Linked DNA regions of Homo sapiens: region 1 is linked to region 2. Evidence: chromatin loops called from intact Hi-C (ENCODE). Cell type or tissue: Caco-2. All regions are shown on one strand. Links, peaks and the distances in the headings refer to the core of each region. The heading gives the core; the rest is flanking DNA. Region 1 overlaps LINC00607 (long intergenic non-protein coding RNA 607). Region 2 overlaps LINC00607 (long intergenic non-protein coding RNA 607).

Evidence for each region. A loop is a pair of places that touch in the nucleus more often than their neighbours do. Peaks named below come from ENCODE experiments on the same cell type or tissue, not always from the same donor. Only the 100,000 strongest peaks of a DNase experiment are listed, where the experiment ranks them.
Region 1: a loop joins it to region 2, with 4 times the contacts of the local background. A loop is called at or near these places in 1 of 110 quality-filtered maps.

The regions. Positions count from the first base shown.
Region 1 is chr2:215,769,050-215,774,275 of GRCh38, reverse strand. The region is part of intron 1 of LINC00607 (long intergenic non-protein coding RNA 607); the gene reads left to right. Among named protein-coding and RNA genes, the nearest start is that of LINC01614, 54 kb to the right of the region's middle. RefSeq lists an enhancer at 1,936-2,230. In Caco-2, for the core only: no CTCF peak of the experiment used is centred there; a DNase peak (open chromatin) is centred at 2,115.
Region 2 is chr2:215,681,878-215,687,375 of GRCh38, reverse strand. All of the region lies in intron 5 of LINC00607 (long intergenic non-protein coding RNA 607), which reads left to right. LOC102724861 (a long non-coding RNA gene) reads right to left here. Exons shown (of 8, transcript NR_187737.1): 6 at 5,250-5,452; 7 at 3,915-4,034. Among named protein-coding and RNA genes, the nearest start is that of LINC01614, 33 kb to the left of the region's middle. In Caco-2, for the core only: no CTCF peak of the experiment used is centred there; a DNase peak (open chromatin) is centred at 2,445.

The sequences.
Region 1 (5,226 bases), core at 1-5,000, 87 kb before region 2:
GGAGGGCTCTTTCATTTAAAACTCAGAGAGGGTAAAAAGCAGAAGATAACCTTTGAAGAAGAGACATAACATTACCCACCAAATGCCAGAATTTCTAAAGGAAGTTGGATCTGTTGAAAGGAGCCTCTGTGTTCCTAAGATGGGTTGGTTGGGGCCATGGAGGTCTTTGGTTTTATATTCTTGGTCTTGCCTTTTAAAGAGGAAATGCAGCTCCTGTGAAGCAATGGCCTGACATTGGTAGGGTTGAGGTTCAGAACTTGTTCAGCCTGTGGACCCTGGGATGACCTTGCATTAGTCATGTGTCTGTGGGCCAGCACCTCATCTCATGCCCCGTGGGAGGGTGGTGCTCTCTCTGAGGTTCATGTTTGGATGAATTACTAACCACAATGAAGCACCCTCTTGAATCAGGCTTCTGGATTGTGGAGCAAAATAAAAAAAGTGTCCTTCTCTCACATATTTTTCCATCAGCCCTGCTTGCCTGCGTGTGATCCTTTTATTTCCTCAGCTGTGGGGCAAAGGATCTATCACTCTTGTTCAGTATTTAAATACGGAAGACATTGAAAGGGTAAGCCCTCAAGCATATAAAGCCCCTTATAAAGAACATTGCCATTCTTGTGCTCTCAGACGTGCATGAATCTTTCAAGACACCTTTCATTTTCATATTTATTGGGCAATATGAAGTTTGTAATTTATTTTGTTGAATTGTGAATATATTTTTTCATGTATTGGGCTGAAGCACACAACATTGCTGATGTCTGACCACTTTCAGTTTATAAAAATAGCAATTTCATATGGTTCCCTCTAGGGAAAGTGAAGAGAAAAATCTGCCCAGTCTCCTTTCCCTTTAATGAATCTTTATTATCCTGCTGGTGCAGATTGCCTGACTCTCCAAGTATAAATCGGGAGGGAGGAGGACTAGCCTTGAGTTGTTGACTGGGTTGTCATAGCTAGCCTGGGCTCTGGAGTGAGGATGGTCAGTGTTGGGCACAATTAATTCATCCATAGAAGGAAAAGATGTTGAGCAAAATATCTCAATGAAGTAATGGATTCAAATGGTGTCAGGAACATCTAAACAGCACAGCAGTTGCTTCTACATCAAATGTGACATTTGGCATTGAGGGTAAGTTCACAGAGCCAAAGCTAAACTCAGGTCAGGATTTAACACTGTTAAACCATTTTGACATGTGGCTTTTATTTGTTAATGAAACCAACTGCATTTGACCTGCTAAACATTAGGAGAATGAAAATATAAGAAAAACATAGATCCTTATGGGAAAAAGATGCAAGTAGAATTATTTTCACTGAGTGGAAGATGGAGATGGAGGTGGGGGTCTGAGGATAGAAAAGAAAGTAAAAATATTAAACTAAGAGAAGAGTGAGGATAATTGCCAAGGAATGTAGCACCGCAAAAGGTCAGTGTGTTCTTGGATAATGCTAGTGGCTATAGCAGGAGGTAAGCATGATTAGAGGTGCTGTGTCCTTTCCACAGCACGCCTCCAAGGAGAGTGAAGACTCTAATCAAATGCCTGGTCTGCCAGAAGTAAGAAATTGGGTGACGTTGGGTAGAAAAATATTTTATAGGTTTGTGACAAATTGTCGTACCTCTAAATCCAATTCATAGCTTATATATATATACACAATCTTACAAAAAAATCAACCTAACAAAGCATCGATCCACATATATCCACATTTCCTTTCATGTGGACTTAGTTTTTGTTAAGCCTTAATCAGGTTTTAGTATTGCCTGTAAACAGATATCTTGCTGAATGTGAGAGCGGTTTCTAAAAAGAAGATACAGCCCCATTTCTGGTCTGTACTTTTCTGCAGCTTATATATATATTTAAATAAACCTAGTGTTACCAGTTTTGATTGGTCTATTTCTGCTGAATGTTCCTCAAGGAAGAATATTATTATTGGAAAGAACCTGACATGTACTGGTTGTGGAATGGAGGAGTGAGCGATCTGAACAAATAGTTAACTTATAATGGTTAACTGTTTTCCTTGTAAAAGTCAAGATAAGATATACTCAGCAAGCTTGTGAATTTTGAGTGCTGGGAAGTCCTGGATTCCTGCAGAGTCATTGTGAGGTTTGCTTTTATTGGCCTCTGTTTCCCATGCAAGGGACAATTGTATAAATCCCCCTCTCCCTGCACCCACCTCCCTCCCATGTTGGTTTAATCCTTAGGCTGTTTCCTGCCTGCCCCCCTGGGAAATGCTGGTAAGAATTTCTTAAGATAGAACTTCCAGGGTCTTTATCTAGTTCTTCTCCCAGGCCAACCATTGGAACTTTCCTTTTGGATATGTCTCATTTGTGCAGCAAGTTTAACAGAGTGTTATATGCAAGTTCTAACAGGCAATGCTATATAATGGAGCATCCAAGACTGATACCAGTGTACTGGCTTTTTAAAACCCTAGGCACAAAACCTCACTTCAAAAGAGGAAAAATCTAAAGGTAGAAAGACTGCTTTTGGTCAGGGGGCTAAGTTAGATTCCTCAAGTCTCACTGTACAGGCAAGTTTTCATTTTTGTTTAGGGCTGTAGAATAAATCTTATTGTGCCCAATATGGAAAACAGATCAAAATGTTAAAGGGGAGTGTTGTGGCTTAGAGTCTCACCCACTCTGCTCTTTTCATTTCTTCTACTTTCCTGGGAAACCTTGAAAGATTTCACAGAGCCCTTGGGGTTGTACAGAGCACCAGGGCAGAGAATTGGTTGGGCCAATATTCTCAAATATAGTAACTCTTGATTATTTTTATTAAGACCCACATGATGATGTAGATCTGTAGAGAGAGCAGATAATAAGATAAGTAAGATAAGAAGCATGAGTAACAGGCCTGGTTCAATACACTCTCAAGTGGCCGAGAAAGCTTTCTGACTTCTAAATATGTTGAACACTTTGTACAAGTGGTTTGTGAATGTAGGTTTTCTGAGAAAGATAAGTGAATAAAAAAGAAACAGTACCAGGCTTGGGTCACTTTTATCTCAGGAGGAAGAGGCTATTGTTCATCCATGGAAAAAAGGGCCGATGAGCTGCAATTTTCAGCCTAAACTCTCTTAAAGATGGCTGGTCAACTTTATGTCAGACACAGAGTTCTTTCTCCTCTAAAAACTCATCATTGATTTGGGAGACAAGACATAGACAGATTAAGTAGCTGACTGTCAATACACAGCAATCCAAGGTAAACACTTATGGAAGTGGCAGAGGTACCTGCTGCTGAAAAGATACTTGAGTGTTGAAATAGTCAAGGAAGCTTTTCTGATGAAAATATCCTATGAACAGAAATGGTTAGAGAGAGTTCGTGTGCTAACTATATTCTTTCTGTGAGGATTAGGCTAGGTGGTTAGAGGATACAAGTGGAGATAAGAAATCTTGGCCCTGTGGCGAGGCCTCTTGTGCACAGGAGAAATAAAACAAGCAGGTTTCATGGGTGGACTGGAAGCCATGGAACAGCCACGTCACATGGTAATCAGGAACCTCAAAGGACAGTTGTCTATGGTCCACCAGCAGCAGTGGCTCATGGGTGATTCTTCTAGGGCTGATCATTAACGTGACTCAGACTTGTTGTGAATGCTCATTTCTGTCTTCAGCTCACTTTTTAGAGCTTGACTGGTCTTGGTGAGGAGCCATTCTGGCCTAGTCAGTTGTGGACAAGTGGACAGATTCACATAGTACAGGCATAGAAATTTGGATGTCTGTGGCGCAGTGGCTCCATGCCTGTAATCCCAGCACTTTGGGAGCCCGAGGTGGGCAGACCACGAGGTTACGAGTTCGAGACCAGCCTGAACAACATGGTGAAACCTCGTTTCTACTAAAAATACAAAAATTAGCCAGGTGTGGTGGTGCACACCTGTAATCCCAGCTACTCAGGAGGCTGAGGCAGGAGAATTGCTTGAACCCAGGAGGTGGGATTTGCAGTGAGCCGAGATCACACCACTGCACACCACTGCACTCCAGCCTGGGTCACACAGCAGAGCAAGATTCCGTCTCAAAAAAAAAAAAAAAAAGAAAAGAAAGAAATTTGGATGTCTGCAACTCTTAAGGCTACTTCCTTCCTTCCTTGGGGTGCTGTGGCAGGGACCCCTTTAACAGTGCCTGAGGTCGTGGCACTGGCTCCCCACTCAGGCAGTATCCATTGTGGAATATGTGTTGTACCCCAAAGATCTACCTTATATTGCACACTTTTGGGTCAGGAAGCACTCACTAATTAATTCTGTCTTACTTTTCATATTTGTTTTTTAGAGGCCTTTTTTCTTAGAAATGCATATGCAAACACAATGTAAACATATATCAATGCCATTTTCTACATGATTGTCAGGATTTATTATATAAAAGGATTGACTTTACTGATATTCTAATAGAATAAATCTGCCTGTCTTGCATTCTTGAAAGATCTCCTAAAGGTAGCAACAAATGATGGGATCATTATTAAAGTAAGATGAATGTGTTGTCAGGGCCTTGGAGAAACATAAGCATAATACTACCAGGAGAATTGTAAGTTCTTAAAAATGGTCAAGACCCTCAAAGTCATCTTGCCCCAAACTAGGGAGAGTTCATAAAAATCATCCACTGCTACTGCAAAGCTTGACAAGGAGGCTGAGACTGTGCAAGCTCTCTCGGACAGAAATTTATGGGACAAATCTGAGCTTTTATTGGGAAAAGAGAGTGAGAAGAGCCTTTTACTAAAGAGAATCTTGAGGTAGAAGATGCCCCACGGGACTCTGTGGCTAAGGAGAGGTTACTTTTAATAAACAATAGTGACCAGGAAAATAAGAGGAGGTGGCAGACACAATTCCATGCTTTTGACCTTTCAGTATTAGCTATTCTGAACTTTGTTCCTTTAACATCTTAATTTCTTGTCAACATTTCCCCACCCCCCTAACCCCCGCTCCTCTCAAATTGCTCCCTTCTTTAATTACCTTGTATTTTTAATTTCTTTCATATTGTCTTTGTCTCCTGCTATATTTCCTAATATAAGTGTTTTAATTGCTTTGAAATATTTCTAAGACTAAGGCATTTTAGGAATCAACATATTCTGTGTGTGTGTGTGTGTGTGTGTGTGTGTGTGTGTCTTCAGCTCTCTTTTCTCCTCCCTCACATCCAATGCAGTTGTTCCTAAATTGTATTATTTTTACTTGAAGTGGCCTATATTTGTGACACTGTGGGTTTAGTATAACATAGATAATTAGTAAGTTAGTACAATTAAGTAATGACTTATACTCTCAATT
Region 2 (5,498 bases), core at 169-5,168:
ATAGATAATTCTTCTTGTACAATTAAGTGTCTTTCTTTCTTTTTTCTTCCTTCCTTTCTTCTTTCTCTTTTTCTTCCTTCCCTCCTGTTTTTTCTTCCTTTCTCTCTCCCTTCTTTTCCTTTATGTTTTCTTGTTTCACCTTTTCCCCTCAAATTGTAACTAAATTATCCTATCAGAAATTAGATTTTTTAAAAAAGAAATAGTTGCTGTTTGAATCTCTGGTCTATGTTTGGACAGTGCCATTGATAGAGAAAATCTGCTTTAGACATATGCTTTAAATTTTTGAATATTCTAGAGTCCTTGTCAAGGGCAGTTTTGACTCTGTCCCTTCCCTCATTCTCCCAGAGGACATTTGGCTATGTCTTGAGGCCATACTGGGTTGTCATGACTGAAATGGGGAGATGCTCCTGGCACCTGCTGAGTAGAGGCTGCTAAACATCTGCAATGCACAGAAAAGCACCCCCATAACAAAAAGTTATTCAGCCCAAAATGCCAGTGGTGCTGAGGTTACAAAACTGTTGGCCGGGTGCGGTGGCTCACGCCTGTAATCCCAGCACTTTGGGAGGCCGAGGCGGGCAGATCACCTAAGGTTGGAAGTTCGAGACCAGCCTGACCAACATGGTTTGAAACCCTGTCTCTACTAAAAATGCAAAATTTTCTGGGCGTGGTGGTGCATGCCTGTAATCCCAGCCACTCGGGAGGCTGAGGCAGGAGAATCGCTTGAAACTGGGAGGCGGAGGTTGCAGTGAGCTGAGATGGTGCCACTGCAACAAGAGTGAAACTCCATCTCAAAAAAAAAAAAAAAAACGAAGAAGAAACTGTTTCAGAGATTTCTTTAAGTATTCCTGGATCTTCACCTTAGGCACAGAAGTTACAAAGTGAATTAGGAAGTTTAAATAAACATGATAGCTAACGTTGAGTTCTTGCTATACTGCAGGCATTGTTCTAATACTTGTAGTTCTCATAATATTTCCATGCAGTAGAAACAAGTAGCTCCATTTTACAGATGAGAAAACTAAGAAACAAAAGTTAAGTAACTGGCCAAACAACATGTAGGTATTAAGAATTGTAGCCTTAATTCTTGATTCTTGAAGAAGCACAAAGGGGTGGGTTTGGAGCGTAGAGTTTGTTTGAGTTGCCACCTCTACTTCCGAAATTCATTGACTCATGTGAACAAAATTACCTTTTTATCCATTGTATTTGTGGAAATATTCAAAGTTATATACTTCGGTATTTATGTTGAACACACAATTCTGACTACTGTTAATTCAGTGATACATAATACTTGTGAATAATTTAGGCTTCGGGGAAAAAAATCAATGCAAATATTTTTTTCCAAACCCTGAAATATTCAACATGAAAGATGGAAATGATTATGAATTATGACTTCTTCTCTATTGTTACAATTAATAGTTTTTATATTTATACTGAAGCCACGATGCTTTCTTACTGCTCTCATTAATTTTAAGACTTATGGAGAAAAAAACCCTCAAGTTGGAGGGACAATTTCTTGTTTTCATCATTTCCCTCTAAGAGGCCAACAGGATTATTGCTCAGTGGTTGTGTGGGCAGCTTAGGTCATAGGGCAAGGTCCCTCACAGGGAAAGGCAAGCCCATTATTTTTGGCCCAGTGTCTAAGAATATGGATCTTGAAGAGCTCAACATAAGAAAAACATCATTCAGGGTGTTTTCAGGGAAACAGATCAAGCTGAGGGATATAGGCCTTGTTCTCAGAAAGACTGCTTTGACTGTTTTGATGTTTCCAAGTTGAGTCTATTGTTTTCCTGTGTGATTTTCCTTGGAAAAAAGAAATGATTTCCATGGAGATGGAGAAGTTGGATGAGTGGATGAGCAATTGACAAATAGATGGGATGTGAATGCCACAAAAACAAATCTGGTTGTAATTAATTCCTGAGAATTCTAGAAAGCAGCTACAGCTATCATCAATGTGAAACTCTGGACTAAAAGCTCTGACACCAGATCCTCCTGTTTCCTTTAAAAAAGTCAACTCACATTTCTCTGATTCTCTTTGATTCATTTCTGCTGAAAAAGACCCAGAATTTGATATAAAACAAAGACACTTGTCCCTGAATCAGCACTATGAAACCTGAATAAATACAAAATACAGCTGATTCACTTTCTCTCAGTCACATTAAAAAAAAAAGTAAAATCCAACTGGTGTGCTCTTCCACCCAAATGTGTCATATTCAATCCTTAAACTAAAAGGTGAAAAATGTAATTCACAGTCCACCAGCTTTCTTAATCACAGCCCCACCACTCCACATGGATATAAAAACTGATAAAAGCCAACAACCAGAAACTATCTGCAGATGTTTAACTTCATTGTATTCAGGTTAGTCATTTGCCAACAAAGTCAGATTGTCCACATTGCTATCTGCTTCCAATTCCCTGCCCTGCCCCAGTATCTCTTAAGTTCTCTTAGGAAAAGCAGTAAAGATGTCTCCCTGACACTAGGAGGGTGAACATAATCGCCTGAGAGGCCGACTATCACTAGCTTAACCTCAGGAAGGATTACAATGCACTTCACTCAGTTCATCTCTCTCTCCCTTTTAACTGAATTGTTAACTTGTTCATGTTTCTAGTGTTGGGGCTCAGAAACTGATACTCTAAGATATGGCACTTTGACATGCTGAACTGAAGGAGCCTCAAGGTCTCCCTGACCTTCTCCCCTTCCTATCTCCCAAAGCACAGGATAAATTTGTTCTCTGATGTTTCCTTATCTGCCGAAAAGTCTGGACCCATCAAAGAAGAAGACAATTACCCTAAGTTTTCCCTGAGTTTCCATTAACTCATCTCCTATCGCAGGAAGGAAGACTGAAATCTGTCAACACACCTGGACAGACTTTTGTCACAAACCATTGTCCACTCTGCAGGCCCAACAGACTTTGTCTCTGGCCATTGTATGTTCTTCAAGCCCAGTGAATTCCCCTAAAAATTGTTTTCTGTCCCTATAAAGTCACCTATACATCTCCATTTCCTTTTCCCCTAAGATGTAGGGTATATAAACACCTCTACCCCACGGGGTATGAGGCAATCACTCTGTGATTCTCCCTCGTGGATGCTAGTAATTTGTATGCCATTTCTCCTACTGATCTGCCTTTTGCCAGTTGATTTTCAGTGAACCTTCAGAGAGTGGAAGAGAAGTTTTCCTTTGGCCCCTATGCTAGGCATATTTAAAAAATTGCAGCGAATTCAACTAGTCATTATCCCAGAGCACTAAACTCAGCTAACCTGGAGGGCATGGAGTGGTAAATAAAGAACTTGAAAGAGGAAGAAGAAATCACACTAACATATCTGGTGTTCATTAATTTAAGGAACCATTGAACAGTGTGAACTGCATCATTCTTATCATCACCTCTTTTGTAGGTGTCATAGGCAACTCTGTAGGTAAGTTTCTCTAATCACATAAAAAGGAAATTGAACTATATTTGTGTTTTATGCATTAACCTTTTGTAAGGTTTATATATGAGCCAACCCATTTTTTTTTTAAACAAGAGTTAACTCACCTCACAAATAAACTTTTTTCTTGTGCCTAAGATTTCCTTAAAAGTACATAAGATATTGAATATTGAGTGGTTAGAACAGTAATGCCATTGTGCTGAGAAAGAGAAGAATGGCAGAGGGTGGGGCAGTGCTAAAGGAGAATTTACTGATTTTTTAATATTTAGAGCTTTTAAACTAAAGACACATTGTTTAAAATTTGCAAATCGATTTGAAATGCATTTAAGAAGAAGCCCTTTGAACATAGATGATGGTTTGGTTGTTCAGCTGTGTTCTGGAAATGCTTCTTCCCATTTCTGCCAGTCCAGACAACAGGTTTGCCTGGATTCTGCATATCCCTCTCTGCTCTCCCTGACAGGCCACAGAAGGGTCTAACTCAGAGCTGGCTTTACCTGATCAGTTCTGAGATTGTCAGGGTGTACCTGGCGAAGGCTACAGGATTTCCCACAAAGCTGGAACTTGTCTTCTATCCACACGTGATTTAACTGATTCCCACATGACCTTCTTCCCCTCTAAAAAAAGGAAGACAAAGGAAGCAAAAGGGCGAGGTGTTAGATCACCTCATGGAGCAGTGACTTTTATATGTCTTGATGATTGTTGTTATATCGTCAGTAGCAAGGTCAGTGCCTAGTACACCACAGGGACCTCATAAAAATTTGTAAAATAAAAATCAATGTAATCCTTACAATAATACTGGGAGAAATGAATTAACCCCAACTTACTAAAGAAGTTCCAGTTAGTGGAAAAAATGAGATTTGAACGTAGGCCTAGATCTTTCTACTACATTACATGTCTTATTAGAAACCCCTCCTCATCCCCCACCAAATTCAAGTTATTTCAAGAGATCTATTGAATATAGAGTTGTTCGTTTCTTTTCTTTTCTTTTCTTTTCTTTTTTTTCTTTTCTTTTCTTTTCTTTTCTTTTCTTTTCTTTTCTTTTCTTTTCTTTTTGAGACGGAGTCTTACTCTGTTGCCCAGGCTAGAGTGCAGTGGCACGATCTCCACTCACTGCAACCTCCGTCTCCCGGGTTCCAGTGATTCTCCTGCCTCAGCCTCCCAAGTAGCTGGGATTATAGGCACCTACCACCGCACTCCACTAATTTTTGTATTTTTAGTAGAGGCGGGGTTTCACCATGTTGGCCAGGCTAGTCTCAAACTCCTGACCTCGTGATCCACCTGCCTCGGCCTCCCAATGTGCTGGGATTACAGGCGTTAAGCCACTACACACGGCCAATTGAATATAGTTTTTCTATGCCACAGATTAAGTGATCTCTAGGCAAAAATGTGCAGATAATCCACCACAGACTAAAGTGGCCAACCAAATAACTTGGGTTTTAATAGACACTTTAGAAAGCCTCCTGCTCAACTTCCCACCCGATGAGGAAGCAAATGTATATTAGGACTTTACACAATGCCTGGCACACAGTTAAGTGCTTAAGAAATATTCATTCTTCACAATGCAAGGAGCTCGTGGTAGACTGTGGTCTCAGCCTTGGCCAGAGCACTTTCACTTACTATGTTACAACTTTGTACGGTGTTCTGTTCTAAGAAGGAATAGTTCTCCCTTGAAATGTAAACACCATGAAATCAGGGACTTTGTTCTATTCAATAATGTATTCCTAGTGCTAGAGGAGGATCTTAAACATGGCAGATGCTAAAAAAAATCTGTATTTTAAATGTATGGATAAATGAATAAACCATTGTTGGAAAGGTATTAGAAACAGTACCTTATTAGAAACAGTAGTTCTCAAGAAATGGATTGGGAATTCAGAGGAAGAGCTGGTACCCTATCATGGCAGGTGGCCCCTAGAAGAGTCATTTGAAGTCATGTGACCCTCTGGTAGATGAATGGTTCCCAAGCTGTGGTGTGGGTCCTCCATGACAGCAGCCTTGGTCTGGTCCAAATGACATGTGTAGGATGAGCTTACACCTGCACAAAATTTATGGACAGCATAAGGAAAGGTAAGCCAATGTTG